3 separate regions of the Mus musculus genome follow, and regions 2 and 3 are each linked to region 1. A link is a loop called in an ENCODE intact Hi-C map of the cell type or tissue named here. Cell type or tissue: gastrocnemius. All regions are shown on one strand.

Evidence for each region. Peaks named below come from ENCODE experiments on the same cell type or tissue, not always from the same donor. Only the 100,000 strongest peaks of a DNase experiment are listed, where the experiment ranks them.
Region 2: a loop joins it to region 1, with 8 times the contacts of the local background. A loop is called at or near these places in 19 of 42 quality-filtered maps.
Region 3: a loop joins it to region 1, with 5 times the contacts of the local background. A loop is called at or near these places in 29 of 42 quality-filtered maps.

Annotation. Positions count from the first base shown.
Region 1 is chr9:59,720,727-59,725,726 of GRCm38, forward strand. No RefSeq gene overlaps it. Among named protein-coding and RNA genes, the nearest start is that of Senp8, 27 kb to the right of the region's middle. In gastrocnemius, a CTCF peak has its summit at 2,545 (motif pointing right); DNase peaks (open chromatin) are centred at 2,634 and 3,259; H3K4me3 peaks cover 570 bases; H3K27ac peaks cover 1,471 bases.
Region 2 is chr9:59,967,278-59,972,277 of GRCm38, forward strand. It overlaps Thsd4 (thrombospondin, type I, domain containing 4), which reads right to left. Exons shown (of 18, transcript NM_001040426.3): 18 at 1-5,000. Among named protein-coding and RNA genes, the nearest start is that of Gm7616, 18 kb to the left of the region's middle. In gastrocnemius, a CTCF peak has its summit at 2,315 (motif pointing left); DNase peaks (open chromatin) are centred at 2,310 and 4,177.
Region 3 is chr9:59,957,085-59,962,084 of GRCm38, forward strand. It overlaps a transcript of Nr2e3 not described here. Among named protein-coding and RNA genes, the nearest start is that of Gm7616, 8.3 kb to the left of the region's middle. In gastrocnemius, a CTCF peak has its summit at 2,457; DNase peaks (open chromatin) are centred at 2,417, 3,315, 4,320 and 4,656.

The DNA of each region.
Region 1 (5,000 bases):
TTGTCTAAGAAGATATAAACAGGCTGAGAGAAAAAAATAATCATGGCTGTTGGGGCTCTGCCCCACACACCATATACAACAACAATAATACAATTTTTTATTTTAAAATAAAACTAAATCTAAAGAGGCTAGCTAGAGAAGTGAACAGCAAAAAAACAAATGACCATAGTGGTGGCACACACCTTTAATCCCTCTACTCAGAAGACAGAGGCAGAGGGATCTCTGTAAGTTCCAGGACAGCCTAGTGTACAGAGTGAGTTCTAGGACAGCCAGGACTACACAGAGAAACCCTATCTAAGACAAACAAACAACATCAATAACAAACCAACCCCCCGCCTCCCAAAAAACCCTTCACTGTAGGCTTAGGTTTATCAAAACCTATTTAATAAGGGTTCTTAAATGCTTCAACCTCCCTTCCAGCCCACTGACCAAAAGTAGGGGAGAAGAAAGATTAATATGAAAACAGGGGATGTGGACCTGTTTAGAAGCAGTTCTTTGGGGTGATTCCAAACACAAATCAGTAGTGGCAATCCAGTCTTATCGGCAAACACCAAACACAAATCAATAGCCATGGCTTGATCCAGAAAAAATTGGAGGTTCTGCTGAATCGGCAGAATCTGTGGAAGCCACAAGAAGCAGCTGGAATGACACAAGAAGTTCCTTGGCACTTTTCTCTCTACAAAGTCATGGCAAGTGACGATCAGCAAAGACCAGCAAAGTGTTGCGAGGTGAATCAACAGGCATCCTCCACTGTCGGGTTCTACTTATACTCCTTCCAAACATCACATGTCCTCTCATGTGTCTGCCTCAGCAAAACATCCTCTCATACAACAGTTTCCAGAAAAAAATCACAAAACACAACTGAGTCTGTAAAGAAACCAAAAATTTCCACTTCACACCATCATCACAACAAAAACAACAATAAAACCACCACCACCACCAAACAAACAACAGATAACCCAATGGTAAAATAAGCAAAGGATTTTTAGAAAATAGTCAATAACCAATAAAAAGTGGTCAGCATTTCTACCCCTGTTAAACCCCATGGAGAGGCTGTCACGATGGTTAGGAGGTGCTGCCAAACAGAAGATCATGGGTGTTGCTGAGGCGAGGAAAACACAGGCATGGCTTGCAAGGCCCTGCACTCCTTCCCAGCACCAAGGGAAGGAAGGAAGGGAGGGAGGGAAGGAGGGAGGGAGGGAGGAAGGAAGGAAGGCTGTGACAATATGAATGATTTTTACCTAAACTGAAAAATTAAAAATAGATAACAGAGTAATTTCATTTTGGGATACTGTCTTAGTATGTTTTATTGCTACAAAGCAACACCATGACCACCACCTCAACCCTCATAAAGGAAAACTTATAGTTTCAGAAGTGTAGTCCATTATCATCACAGTAGGAATCATGCAGGCAGACATGTTGTTAGAGAGCTGAGCATGCTACATCTTGATCCTCAGGCAGCAGAAGGGAACTGTGTGCCACACCGGGCATGGTTTGAGCATTTAAGACCTCCAAGCCTGTCCCCCCTATAGTGACACACTTCCTCCAGTAAGGCCACGCTCCCTAATAGTGCCAATGGTCAAGCATTCAAACACATGAATCTATGGGGCCATTCCTTCTCAAATCACCACAAAAGAGTTGAATGTAGGTTGTTCAGTAGTTGCTGAAGCCAAGCGCTTTCTGGGACTAGAAGAAATAAACATTTGGCTATAACTGGAAAATATGGCTGATCAGTTGCAGACTTCTGAAGAACCCAGGGAAAGTCCAAGAAACCTCTGCAGACCACACTCCCACCTCGCATCCCTGGACACAGCAGCATCACAGACAGGGCACACAATCCTAGCTTTCTCAGTTTGTGTCAAGTGAACTAATCTTACTGGCACAAATCACAAGATGAAGATCTGTGGCAGTGCTTGAGTAGAGGGGACGTGGGTCCCAGAGGGAGAGGGACTCTAGTGGAAAGAGGTCTCAAGAGCGAGGGGTGCATCTCAGCCTAGCCAAGATATCATGAGACTAAGAATCTCACCTCTCAGCCAAGCAGTGGTAGCACTCGCCTTTAATCCCATCACTTAGGAGGCAGAGGCAGGTGGATTTCTGAGTTTGAGGTCAGGCTGGTCTACAAAATGAGTTCCAGGACAGCCAGGGCTACACACAGAAATCCTGTCTGGAAAAAACAAAATAAATAAATATCTAGATAGATAGATATCTAGATAGATATCTAGATAGATATCTAGATAGATATCTAGATAGATATCTAGATAGATAGATAGATAGATAGATAGATAGATAGATAGATAGATAGATAGATAGATAGATAGATAGAATCAATCTCACCTCAGGTGCCCACGCAGCCAGTACAACCCTCGCAAATGATTACTGTGTCTGTGTCTCTAGGACACTTGCCACGTGGCCAAGTAGATGAGCTCCCCACAGCTGTTCTGCCACAGAAGTAAGATATGATTAAGAGAAATTACTTCCAGGACGTTTGCCTGAAGACCACCTCAATGCTCCGGCAAGAGGGAGAGAGAACACTAATATCCCACTAGGTGGCAGCAAAGTGCAGCAAGAGGACGTCATTCTCATTGAAAGTCCCTCCCAGTTTATCTCCTTGCTGGGTGAAATCTGGCCCAGGCTTCTGGTTTGTAATGGAAGAACAGACTCTTCAGGCAGGCGATGGGGCCATCTTCCCCCAGTAGAAATAGCTCAACCCTCTGCCCGATCATCGCCTCCTGCCTGCCTGCTCCCGGCATGGAGAAAGGCCGGCAAGCACTTCCACGGGTCCTCTAGATCTTCTAAAGGTTTGGCTGCCAAGAAGGCTGGCTGGTTGATGTGAAGAGCAGGTGTTGTCTGAACAGCATGGGTGGAGCTCCAAGGGTGGGGAGCTGAGTTCCTAAGGACATAGAACTCAGGCTCCCTGCTTCCATCCACTCTTGTTGTTAATAGCATCCTCTCTTTGGGTACTGAATGAAAGAAATTTGGCTCCAGTTGGGTGTGAACCAAGATGTCAACAGCACCCTCCTTCTTCTACTTTACTTAGGGTGGTTTGACATGTGACTGTTACATATGCTTTGTCCACCAACGGTGTGTGAGAGTGGGAGGCATTTAAGCCTCTGAATCCATAACCAGAGAAACTGGAGTCCTTCCCCTTGCATGACTGATCTCCAGATGAGCAGCACCTGGTGCCCAGCGGGGGCCCTGCTTACTGGGCCCCTCATGTGAGCAGGGCTCCCTGACTCCCTGGAATGTGTTCCTTCTTGTTTGGCTCTCAGCACCTGGCTCCCAGCCAAACCTGGAGCTGCTTGGAATGTGATGCCCCCACTTGCTTTTCTCGAAGGATCTCGGACAAGGCTCTCTCTTCTGCCTGGGGGAAAGGCCAGGCCTGGGTGAAGCCTCGTCCCACTGGTGTAAGGGCCTCAGACTCTCCTGTGACTGAACACAGAAGCACTTGGGTGGGGGAAGAGGGGAACACTACAGAGCTGGGTCCCCAGCAGAGCAGAGGCTGTGTCATATTGATATCTTATCCCCTTGGCAGCCTTCTAAATTGGGCTGGAGTGGGCCAAGAGTTACTCACAAGCTGTTCATTAACTTGCTAAAAGCAGAAAGGTTGGCTTGGGCACCGCTTTGGGAAAATGTGACACCCACTGCTCCTGGATTCAGTGGAGCGTGAAGGCGTATTAATTGGTGTAGGATTTCTGATGGAACTTTTTCTTTCCTGCTAGTTCCAATAGCAGACTAATCGGAATGCCTTGCTCTCTCCAACACGTTAACTACATGTGAGCGGTTTATTTAGCTCCTGAGTGTATGCTTCTATAGATACTAGGGTACTGACTATCATGTTTTGAACAGCAGGCCTATACAATGTGCTTTTATGCTCAGCACCTCATTTGACTCTTAAGACAGCCACAGAGCTTTCACACTTGACTGTCAGTACTAAGGCTGATTAAGTCTGAGATATGACATGGGTCCCCTTCAGGGAGTCTAGTGAGGGGCAAGCCAGAGGCATCAGCTAACTTTGGGGCTTATGGGTAAGACTGAGTCAGTGGATAAGTGTGCAGCATGTGTGGGCTTCAAAGCCTGAGTGAGATTTGGATGAGAGGAGAGTCATGTGCTTGTGGGGCAAGGGCAGAAAAGGATGGAGTTGAGAAGGAAGGCAGGGCTCCCGCAAAAGCTCCGAGGATCCAATGCTGCAGTGAAGACCGAGACTTCCTCCAGTCTCTCCAAGCTACGGGAATGACTGCAGTTTCGGAATGATGAATAAGCTGGTGGTTTTACAAGTCTCAGAATAGTCTAGATCAATCGCTTCTTGGCCTTTTATCTATGACCATGTGGAGAGTCTAGATCATGTTCCCCAGTGTCAGTAGCACTTGTGTTTGGGGTTGGATAATTCTTCATTATGGGGGTTGTCCTAGGTAAGATGCTTAGACATATCCCTGGCTTCTGCCCACTTGATGCTGATGTACCTCTTATCCCTGATTGTGACAATCCAAACCCCCCTAACATTTCCAAGTGTCTCTTGTAGAGAGGACAAAACTGTCTCCAACTAAAAATCACTAATCTGGATGCGAGGGAATTAAATTGTCAGGCTTTTAAATTTATTGTTGCCGCTGCTGGTGTGTGTGTGTGTGTGTGTGTGTGTGTGTGTGTGTGTGGTGCTGGAGAGTGAACCCAGGGTCTTGTGCTATACTGCTGAATATACACCCAGCCCCTGAGCTACAACACCCAGCTCAGCAGGTATTTTCTCAGCACTCTGATCAAGTCTATTGACTTTTGGAATAGCTGATAAGCAACATCATCTCTTTGCCACAGGAAATCTGTGGATGCTAAGGAATTTCCGGGCCTAAGAGGTTTCAGAAGTAGGTTGTTCTGAACATCAGAACATTTCCGAACAGACAGATGTGATAGATACTGTCCCGGAGATAAGAGAGTAGCTGAAAGCAGGATTCACTTCCCAGCCGATCTACCCGCAAGCCGTCTTACGCAAGGGCCACTTTGACTGAGGA
Region 2 (5,000 bases), 250 kb after region 1:
CCACACTGAGAAGGGACGAGAAGGGCTAGTCACCTTTCCTTCTCCAAGTGTTTGGGTGTGAGGAGAGGGCAGATCATATGAGAAAGTATATTTAAGACAGAAAGGTGGCAGGCTTAGTCAGGCACAATACCAGGGGGAGAGCCCCTGAATACGTCAAAAGCGGAGTTAGTTATATTTTGTTTTAAACCCCCAAAAGTTTGGCCAATTACCATATAAACAACTGTAAGGATTGACATAGAATAAGACACTGTGGTGCAGCAATGTGCCAGGAAGCTGGCTTGGCCAATCAAACAATTTTATGTAAATGTGGATGGCATATGTAAATAAATACCTATTAGGTCCCTTTACAATGCACATATTCTAAATAACAGAACTATTCTGGTGTTGCAGTCCACTCTGCAGATATAGTTCAGAATACATATTTCCTATAAACATCTTGTATTTACAGGGAACAAAATAATAAGTTATAGCAAAGTATATCCTTATGTTGGAGAGCTGGGGGGCTCAGGAAGGTGGGAGTTAGTGGATGTAACAGAATGGACTTTTGTCCACTGAGGCAGGGGCTGATCATCTGACAAGGCTGGGAGTTTCTATATTCTTGGGGCCACTTTCCACAGAACAGCACAGCACGGATCCCAACAGAACAACGATTCAGAGGATAAAGGACCGTGTGGGGTAGAAAGCCATTGCTCTTTGTCGGCAAACAGTCCCTCAGGAAGGCAGCCTGTTCTTACAAAAGGGATTGGAGACAAATAGCCCAGGCTAGTCCAGGCTGCCTCGGTGGAGCGTTGTGACCCCAGGCAGGCAGTTAGCTGCCCCCATGCCTGTTTGTCCCTCTGTGAAGCAGGCACAGGGGGATGGCTCTGCCTGGGTTGCCAGTGGCTGCCATATGACGGCACACACAACTTACAGGAAGAGGCACTGATGGGTTTCAAATGGCAGCAAGGTAGTAGCAGTTAGGAAGGATATGAATGAGCCACTCAGAGCTGTTCCACTTTGGGGAGCCTCTCCCCACATCCTGACACAGTGCCATCCTGCCTCAGCTGCTTATCATCTCCAGCATCCCTGCCCCGTAGAAGGTGCTTGCAGAAAGCTTGCCATTCTATAGGAACAACCTGTTTCACTCAACTTCCTCCCTCTGACTCCTGAGAGGGCTCTCAGGGTGTCTCTTCCGCAGATATCCCACCTCACAAGTTCCTCACACTGTCTCCGACAGGCTGTCCTCTTTTATCAGGATTGGGAAACCCCATCTAAATGTTACCTGTGAGCAGTAGTCTTCCTACAGACACCAGCTTGACCCTCGCCCGTGCTTTCTCTGTGGCCTTGGTGGCTTGTGGAGTGGCTTACACACGTGTGTGTGTGTGTGTGTGTGTGTGTGTGTGTGTGTGTGTTCATGTGGAGGTCAGAGGACACCTGTTGCTCTTCAGGTGCTATCCACCATGTTTTGAGACACCATCTCTCACTGGCCTGGAACTTGCCAAGTAGGTGGGGCTGGCCAGCTGGTGAGCCCCAGCGATCCTCTCAGTCTCTGCCTCCCTAGTGCTGGGATTACAACTGAGTACCACCACGCCCGGCTTTTTGCATGTGGGTTCTGAGACTCAACTCAGTTCTTCAGTGCTTTGCTGACTGAGCTAACTTGCGAGTCCAGGGGTCCTTTATATTCTAATGCTTCCTCCCACTCTTTGATTTACTTTGAACTTAGCTGGAATTCTTCTCTAGCACCTTTCAACTGTACAGTTATTCTTTTATTCCAAAGGTAGGACTTTCACCACCTCCCAGGGAACTGTTGAAACATATACAGGCCTTCTCGTCAGGGTTTTTATAACATCTTTTCAGATCCCTCTTACCCTAGCTATTGGCTCTCCAAGATCAGGACATCAGCCAGTTTTCTTCAAAGACATCTAAGCTATGTGCAAAATGTTTTATCTGGCAAGGATCTGGCCTCCACCTGCAGGGCTGACAGATCATTCACCCTGTTGTGACCGTCGTTTTGTTTCATTTTGTTCCTTATAGGAAAGCTCTATAGTGTCAACACTAAGACAGCTATTAATGAAACGAGGGGACTATCTTGGGCAGGTGCTAGCCATATCTAGATTTCTCCATACCACACAACGAATTAATCTAGCATCTCCCGTTTCTCAGTCCTTTAGAGAGCCACTGTTTAAAAAGAGAAGTTTGGGTGTAAATGAGTAGAGAACAAATAGATGATGTGTGCTAAAAGCAAGGAGGGAAGGCGGAACAGAAGTCCTGGGCTGACAAGCTCCCCTGGCTGAGCATAGCCAGGCTGAGCCTGGCTATGAGCAGGGAACTCCCTCTAGCGGCCAGATAGCATATTCCCAGCCTGCCCTGAGAGGTAAAGGGAAATAGAGACTCAATAGAAGCTCAAAAGGAAGGTTGTTTTGTTTTGTTTTGTTTTGTTTTGTTTTGTTTTGTTTTGTTTTCCAGTGAAAGGGAGACAGCACACGCTTTTCATTTGGGGCTTTGTTGACTTTTGTCGAGAAAGGCTACACAGTAGCTTTAATTTACCTAATTTTTCATTCAGAGAGCATGATGTGGCCAGCTGGCACACCAGAGGAAAATCAATATTGAAATATATAATTTCAGTTCCAAACCACAGCCAATGAAGGGAATGTGAAGAGGCCCAAGAAGAAGGTGGCATATAGAGCACCATCTCCAGGGACAGGCATCCATCCCTGGTAATCAGTGGGGATCCCAAGGCCACACTGCCCACACAGTGTACGGAGGAGGCTATGTAGGGGACAGAAGGAGGAACCAGGACCTTTGCAAGATTGGCCTTCTAAACAAAGTAGTTAATTGCCCCATTCTAAAAATCTGCAACCTTCTCAATGGGACTGAACTCTCAGGAACAGCTGATTTCCCTGGGAAAAAATCCCCTGAACTCAGATGAGGTGTTTTCTAGTTTTGTTGGTGGTGTTTTGTTTGGTTTAGTTTGGTGTTTGCCTAAAGACCAGAGCCTGCCCCATTTTCTCTGACCTACACTCACTTACAAGAGGATCATTGTCCTTCTTAAGAACTGTGTGGTGACATCTGAGACATAGGATAGACAAAGCCATCACTAACCCAGCCCAGCCCTGAGAATTTGTGAATTTGAAGGACCAGAGCGCTCACCCTCCACAGAGAAGTCCTTTAGGCCCTGTGACCATCCATTGTTGGGTGGCTTTGGTTGCTAGAACACCTTCCTTTCCTGGAGCTGACGCCAGCCTGCATTTTACCCACAGATCCGGCCTGCACACAAACACCTTCCAAGGAATCCTTCAAATGTCTGGCTTGTCCAGCAAGATCTGAGAATGGCTGCATAGAGGGAAAGCTGCCCAGGACAAGCAGAGGCACAGTGAGAGGGACAGGCAGGGAACTGGATAGAAGCTGCTCATGTGGTGGCTTCTCTCTGTGCTTAGCATGGCGAGTGCGGTCTCTGCTGGGCTGTGTGTCTCCTGCTCCACAGGAGAGGTGGGCTGCTTACGGATGGAAGCAGTGCTTCGCTTCTCAGGCAGAGACAAAGGCTGAGGGGACACTTGCAAAAGGTGGAGGCCATTGGAATCCTCATGAAGTGCAGACCGGACAGCTTATACCATCCCCACAGCCGTGAGCGGTCGGTCATAGTGCAGGCTGCTTCATGGAGAGATCGTATGCTAAGAGTATGTGCTTTCTTTAAGGGAAACATGCCCAGGACCCGAAATAAGATCCTTTCTGTAAGTTTACAATTTTTAAGAAAGAAAAAAGACTTCTCCTAATTGTCTCTCCCCAGTCCCTGGCACCCCAGGATGGTTCACCTTTCAATAAACACTGAGTCCCTTCAGGCCTGGGCCTTTGGAATTACAGTTGGGCAGAGTGAGTCAGCAGAGCTACGGAGGGCTTCCTAGCTCCTTCTCTCAGACCTGCAGCATTAAAGTTAGTCTCGATGGTCAAGGCTTGTGGGAAGAAAGAGTCATGAGTCACAGTGGAGGGGAGCGATGCGAGACCACTAGATAGAAACTCCAGACAGTCCACAGGCTCAAATAAGACCCTTTCTATTGCAATACGGACATCTTGCTGGTTTAACTGGCGTGGCTGTACACGAGGTGGTACCATGAAGAACCCAGGAGAGATGGTAGAACAAGAGCCTGTGGGAGTTTGTTCCAGTTCCAGAACGGCCCAGAGAATCCCTGGCAACTGGCCAGCTCTCCCCATGGCTCTCTTGTCTCCAGGGACAGTTCTGTTAAGAATGGAACTTAGCAAACACCAGATTCCTGTCAGCAGGAGTTGTGGCTGAGGGAAGGGGGACAGGGGTGCAGATATCTTGAAAGAACTCATTTGAGGCAGCACTTGGGGACAGAGGATGGGTCTCAGAAGCCTGGGCTGTTCATAGAATGAGAAACTTCTCAGCCTCCTGGTCAGACAGGAAGCCCCATTCATCCTTCAGACTATAGGCCCTGGAAAGAGCCCAGGTTGAAGGTGCTGTGGGGAGAAGGTTGTGCTTAACCATCTGGGGTAGGCACTTAGCCTTGTTCCCAAACAGCAACTCAGTTATGTGAGTAGACCTCAGTCTCCTTGCTAGTAAAGTGGGAGCACATATTCACCCCCTGCCTCCCATTCTGCGATGCTGCAGCCTCCAGGGAGCTAATGTCAGAGAACGTGTGTACCTGCTAAACAAAAAAGCACTCTGTTGTGAGATACCTCTGTCCGGAGACAGGGAACTGTCTCTTGTCTTTAAGAATGGCAACAGATGCAGCTGGGCTGAGGTATCAGGGGTGCACAGGTTTGTCGATGCTGCAGGATGGGGTGTTTCCCTCTCTTGACTTTCCAAAGGGGTTCTAATTTTGGATAGGCCAGTAGCACCAGGAAGGAGGCTGTGCTTGGTCAGGGGTCCAGCTGCTGCCCTGGATGACGGCAGGTCTGGAGTTGGGATGAGAGCTCTATGCTGGATTTTCAGAAGGCACCATCAGTAGGCGCCAGGTCCCAAGGAAGTTCTCGTCATCAGGACAGGGCAGTGTTCAAAGGGT
Region 3 (5,000 bases), 240 kb after region 1:
AGGAAATAGCAAGTTACAAGATATCACAAAACCAAAAATCACACTAAGCCAGAGGTATGCGGATGGATATGAAATCTATTTAGACACATCAGTCTGTTTAACGTAGTGCTTAACGTTCATCTTGTTATTTAACTGATCTTTTATATTTCCTTAGTAGATGAAATATATTTCTGAAAGTCTGTTTTTAAAGGGAGCTGCTACATTAGGCTGAGATTGACTATTTGATTCTAAGGTGAGACTCCTACATAAGATACCAAAGCAACGCTTTTGGAAGTGTTGTGTCTTGAGTCTACGGGAAACTCGGATGAGCGCAAGAATTGTGAAGTCTGCTGTAACTCGCAAAAGAGTCTTTTATTGTTTCAAATTTGAACTCAGATCACCTGCCTTGCACTCACTGCGTAAATGCTGGCAAGCAACCCTGAGTCCAGAAAACACTGGGTTTATATCAGTATAGTTAGAAATCCTGTGAATGTTCACAGAAAAGGGGAGCAGAGGGCTGTAATCACTTGGTGGAATGGTACTGAGGGGGACGGGTTAATGTGTGTCTGTTCAGGGACTAATTTCATGGCCACTCTTAACTGTCTGTGACCCGACCTCTGATTACCTTTTCTCCATGATTTAAACTCGAGGCCCTAGTCTCCCTTGAGCTTGTTATTTCTCTAAGGTCTCAAGGACAGGCACCTGGAGAGTTCTGCTTATCAGGAGGAGTGTTGGTTTTTTTTGGAGACACAAAGGCATGGAGGATGTCTCGTGCTGTCTCCTCAGAATGGCCTCATTAAGGAGGAGTTTTATGGATAGTGCCATTTTAACACTAGGGGAGCGGCCAGGAAAGGGGCAGAGAGCCCTGGGCTTGCTGCAGGAGGACACAGCACAGAAACCAGTTGTCTGTGTATCATGCTTGTTGCGGGCTGGAGGGAGGATTGGAACTTCTGGCAGGGGGTAGGGAACGCAGAGGCAGACTGTACACAGCACTGAAGTATCTCGAGTCTCAGTAGTTCAGAGGTTACAGCAGAAGCCCTTGCTTATTGTGAAAATAAAACAACAACAAAAAACCATTTGAAACAGAAACAATCATTGGAGTAATACTTATGAACAAATTAAGTGTAGGGTGGGCATGCTGAGTCTGCTCTAATTCCTTCATTAAACTATAAGGCTAGCACACCGACAGCAGGGCTGGTCTCTTCTGAGAACAGCTGTAGCCTGCAGCAATCCACCCATGTGCTCCCACCCCACCCCACACCTGCTGAACTGGATTGTAAACCAGTTCACTGCTGGGCCACAGATCAGATCTTGGGGTGGAGGGCTGGCTTTAATCCTAGCACTGAGGAGGCAGAAGCAGGTAGATCTCTGTGAGTTTGAGGCCAGCCTGATCTTTGAGTTCCAGGGCAGCCAGGGTTACACAGAGAAATCCTGTCTCAAAACAACAGCAACAATAACACCACTAAGGAAGTGTTAGTGTAGTGTGCTGTGACAGTGGCATTGTGATTATGTTGAATAAATCATCCGAGTCTGTTAGAAAGCTGCCATGCATGCAGTGTTTAGATTTGTTTCTGAAACTTCCAACAAAGCAATGGAAAAGTATTAATTATTGTTATTACTGTCTGAGTGTTTATGTGTTGGAAGATGACTTTCAAAAACTAGTTCTCTTCTTCTACCCTGGGGATCAAACTCTGGTGGCAAGCACCTTCACCTGCCGAGCCACCTCACAGCCAGATTTTTTTCCCTTTCTTTTCTTTACTTTTTAAAAAATATTATTATATCTAACATATCTAATTATATTTGTAGCTGTCTTCAGATGCACCAGAAGAGAGCATTGGATTGCATTACAGATGGTTATGAGCCACCATGTGGTTGCTGGGATTTGAACTCAGGACCATCGGAAGAGCAAGAAGCTAGTGCTCTTAACCACTGAGCCACCTCTCCAGCCTGGAATTTTTTTTTTAAGTTGTTTTTTAAAATAACTAAATTAATGAGGACTGGGTATATCCTGAGGTGGAAGTCATTGCACAGTGTGCACAGATTGCAGCCTCAATCCTGAGTGTGCCCAAACAGGATAAAAGAAAGGGTGGCTGAGCCGGCAATTTTTAAACTTTATGGGTCTCACCGTCTCTTATCTATAATTTTTCTTGTGACTGAAATTTTATATCATAAAAAGTCACTATAAATGTGTCTACACACAGGAGTGAACCACTTGGTTAATGTGGTTGGTGATTTATTTTGATCATATGTATTCGACTTTATGCTTTTCCCCTCTGCTTCCCTCACTCCCCTTTTATATGTGTCCTCACTGATGGGTTCTGGCCACGTGTGGTTTTGGCTTACAGGAAGATGTTAGCATCCGTTCAGCTGGAATCCTTGAGTTTGAGCACTCGCGCCCTCTCCTGTCAGGAGAGGAAAGTACAGCTGAGGATCAAGGGCTGAGGTCTCCGCCCCTTGTCAGAGACTTTCCCTCCTCACCCTGGGTCAAAAGTGTCTAACAGGCTGACCTGCAATACCCACAAAAAACACAAGATGGCAACATTATCCCGATAGCGTTGCCTCCACAGACTTTCTGAATTCTAGCTTACTTACTGAAATGTAAAATTATAGAAACCTTCCTCAATATTCAAGTTGAAACTTCAGGCAGAGGTTAAAACTCTTAGTGATGAATCCTGGCAAAGTTTCCAGTGTCTCTGTGGGACTGTGAAAGGCAGCCTGTGTTCTGGTTGAGCGAAGCTTACCCTGAAGACCCAGTAGAAAACTCTACAAGGGACAGAACAGTGAGCCACGTTCCCAGACACAGGCCCCTGACACCACAGAGGCCCCGACTCCATAATCCTGTGACTATCAGTCCCCACAGTCAATGTCAGGTATGCTCCTCCCCACAGTTACCCTGCACCAGGTAGGGAGCCCAGCCCACTATAAAAGGGGCTGCTTGGCCTCTCCTCACTCTCCTAAGCTCTTGTTCTCCTACTCTCACCTTTCGCTCTCTTTTTCCCCCTCCATTCCCACGTCTCTCCACGTAGCCATGGCCAACTTCTCCTTCTCTACCTTCTGTCTCTGTCTGTCTCTGTCTTTCTACAGTAAAGCTCTAAAACCATGGACCATCTCTGCTCATCAAGACCCACCATGTTAGAACAATGGAATAGGCCTTTCCCTAAAGAACCACGCCTAATCTCCCCTGGGAAGGCCTCCCAGTGTTACCAGCTACCAGACTGGACCAAGGGCTCTTGGCCCTCACTTTGTTCTCAGCTCTTCTGTGACATACAGCAGCGTCTGAGATGTCTGAGACTGAGAACCTGTTGTCTCTGGACTCCGTGAGGCCCAGAGAGCCTGGACTGCTCCCTCTCTATCTCCGCGGACTGGGGTTCGGTGGCTTCCCACAGCCAGATTTCCCCTCCCCCACTCGGGGCCGTGTGGCGAGCCTATGGCAGTTCCCCACATTCGCCCTCCCAGAGCCTGCTGCCGAACATGTCTCCAGTTTGGTTTTCTCCACCAAAGCGCAAAGATTCCCTTAGAGGTGACATCACCTTACCTTAACATCCGTTCTGACACGTTGACTCATGTGGTGTGCCATTCACTGCCGGAAGATGGGAGCTGAACGGATGATGACGGGATTTGGATTTATTGTGCCGAATCAAAGACTGGCACAGTGGCATAAAATATTATAGTATTTTAAAAATTAAACAATGTTATTTATTTACATTCCAAATGTTGCCCTCCTTCATGGTCTCCCCTCCCCGAGTTCTTCATCCCATCCCTCGTTCCCTTTGCTTCTGAGAGAGTGCTTCCCCCAACTCCCCCCTCTACCTTACCTCCCACCCCCACCCCCCACCCCCGCCCCAATCACCCCCTTTCCCTGGGGCATCAAATTTTTACAGGATCAGGCACATCCTCTCTTATTATAGTATCTTCTAAAAAAGATTTTTGTGTTCCTGTGAAAATGGCCGGAGGCAGATTTTTAGCTAAATCTCAGTTTTTCTGCATTCCAGGTGTCACTACCTGAGGGATCATTTACGAGGTCTTAGGGAGCAAAGAGCAGGAAGGACAGTTGCTGAATCCAGACTCAGAATTAAACCCGGACAATTCACCGTTAGTGAGGCTCTGTCGGCACACAGATGCCTGCAGCAAGGCTTGGTGAGGAGTCTTCGTTAAAAAAAGAATAAAAGCCAACAGGATAGGGAAACGAAGCCTGTTCCGAAATGCTTCTGACTAGGCCGACTGAAGTTCGGGACACCACAGGAAGGAGGGAGAAGGCTGATGAGGTGATGGGCCCACTTCTGCCCAGTCAGAAAGCCCTGCGGCACTGCAGCAGGTGCCTAGAGGAGGCTGCGGACTCAGAACACGTGATCTGCAAGAAGGGAGGGGTTGGGCCTGAGGGCAAGGGAACCTTCAGGACACAGAATTGCCAGCTGCTTTCCCATGGCGTAGCCCCAGCCTAAGTAAGTATCCTGACATTAAAAACTTTAGAATTGAATGATAATGAAAATACAACATACACAAATCTGTGGGACACATGGAGCAACTTTAAGAAGCAAGTGCGTATTGCTAATTGCCCACCTTAAAAAAACAGTGGAGAGATCTCACAGGTTTCCATGTCCAGGCTGTAGCAACCCGTGGAGGCAACCCATGGAGGTAAAGAGTCTGTCGTGGTCCTGGAAAGGTCTGGGCAGATGGCTGGCTTGCTTGTGCCCCAGGCCTTTGCCACTGCCAAGCCCTTCCTGGATGAATGATGGAGGTTGGGCTATTTGAATCCCGAATGCCTCCAGCTGCCTCTTATTCCAGGGACTCTCAGCTGTTAGAGGCTGACACCTGCTTCACCTGCACCCTTGGCTGAATTAATATAATGTTTGCTTGCCATGATAAAATGCGAGACTAAGAATTCATATAAGGACTGAAAAGGAAATGGCTAGCCAAAACAGCAAACGAACAAACAAACAAACACAAGCCCCACAGCTCAAAAAAAGAGCTGAGCTAGCTAGCACCACTAACAACTCTGGTTTGCAGAGACTCTACTGCTC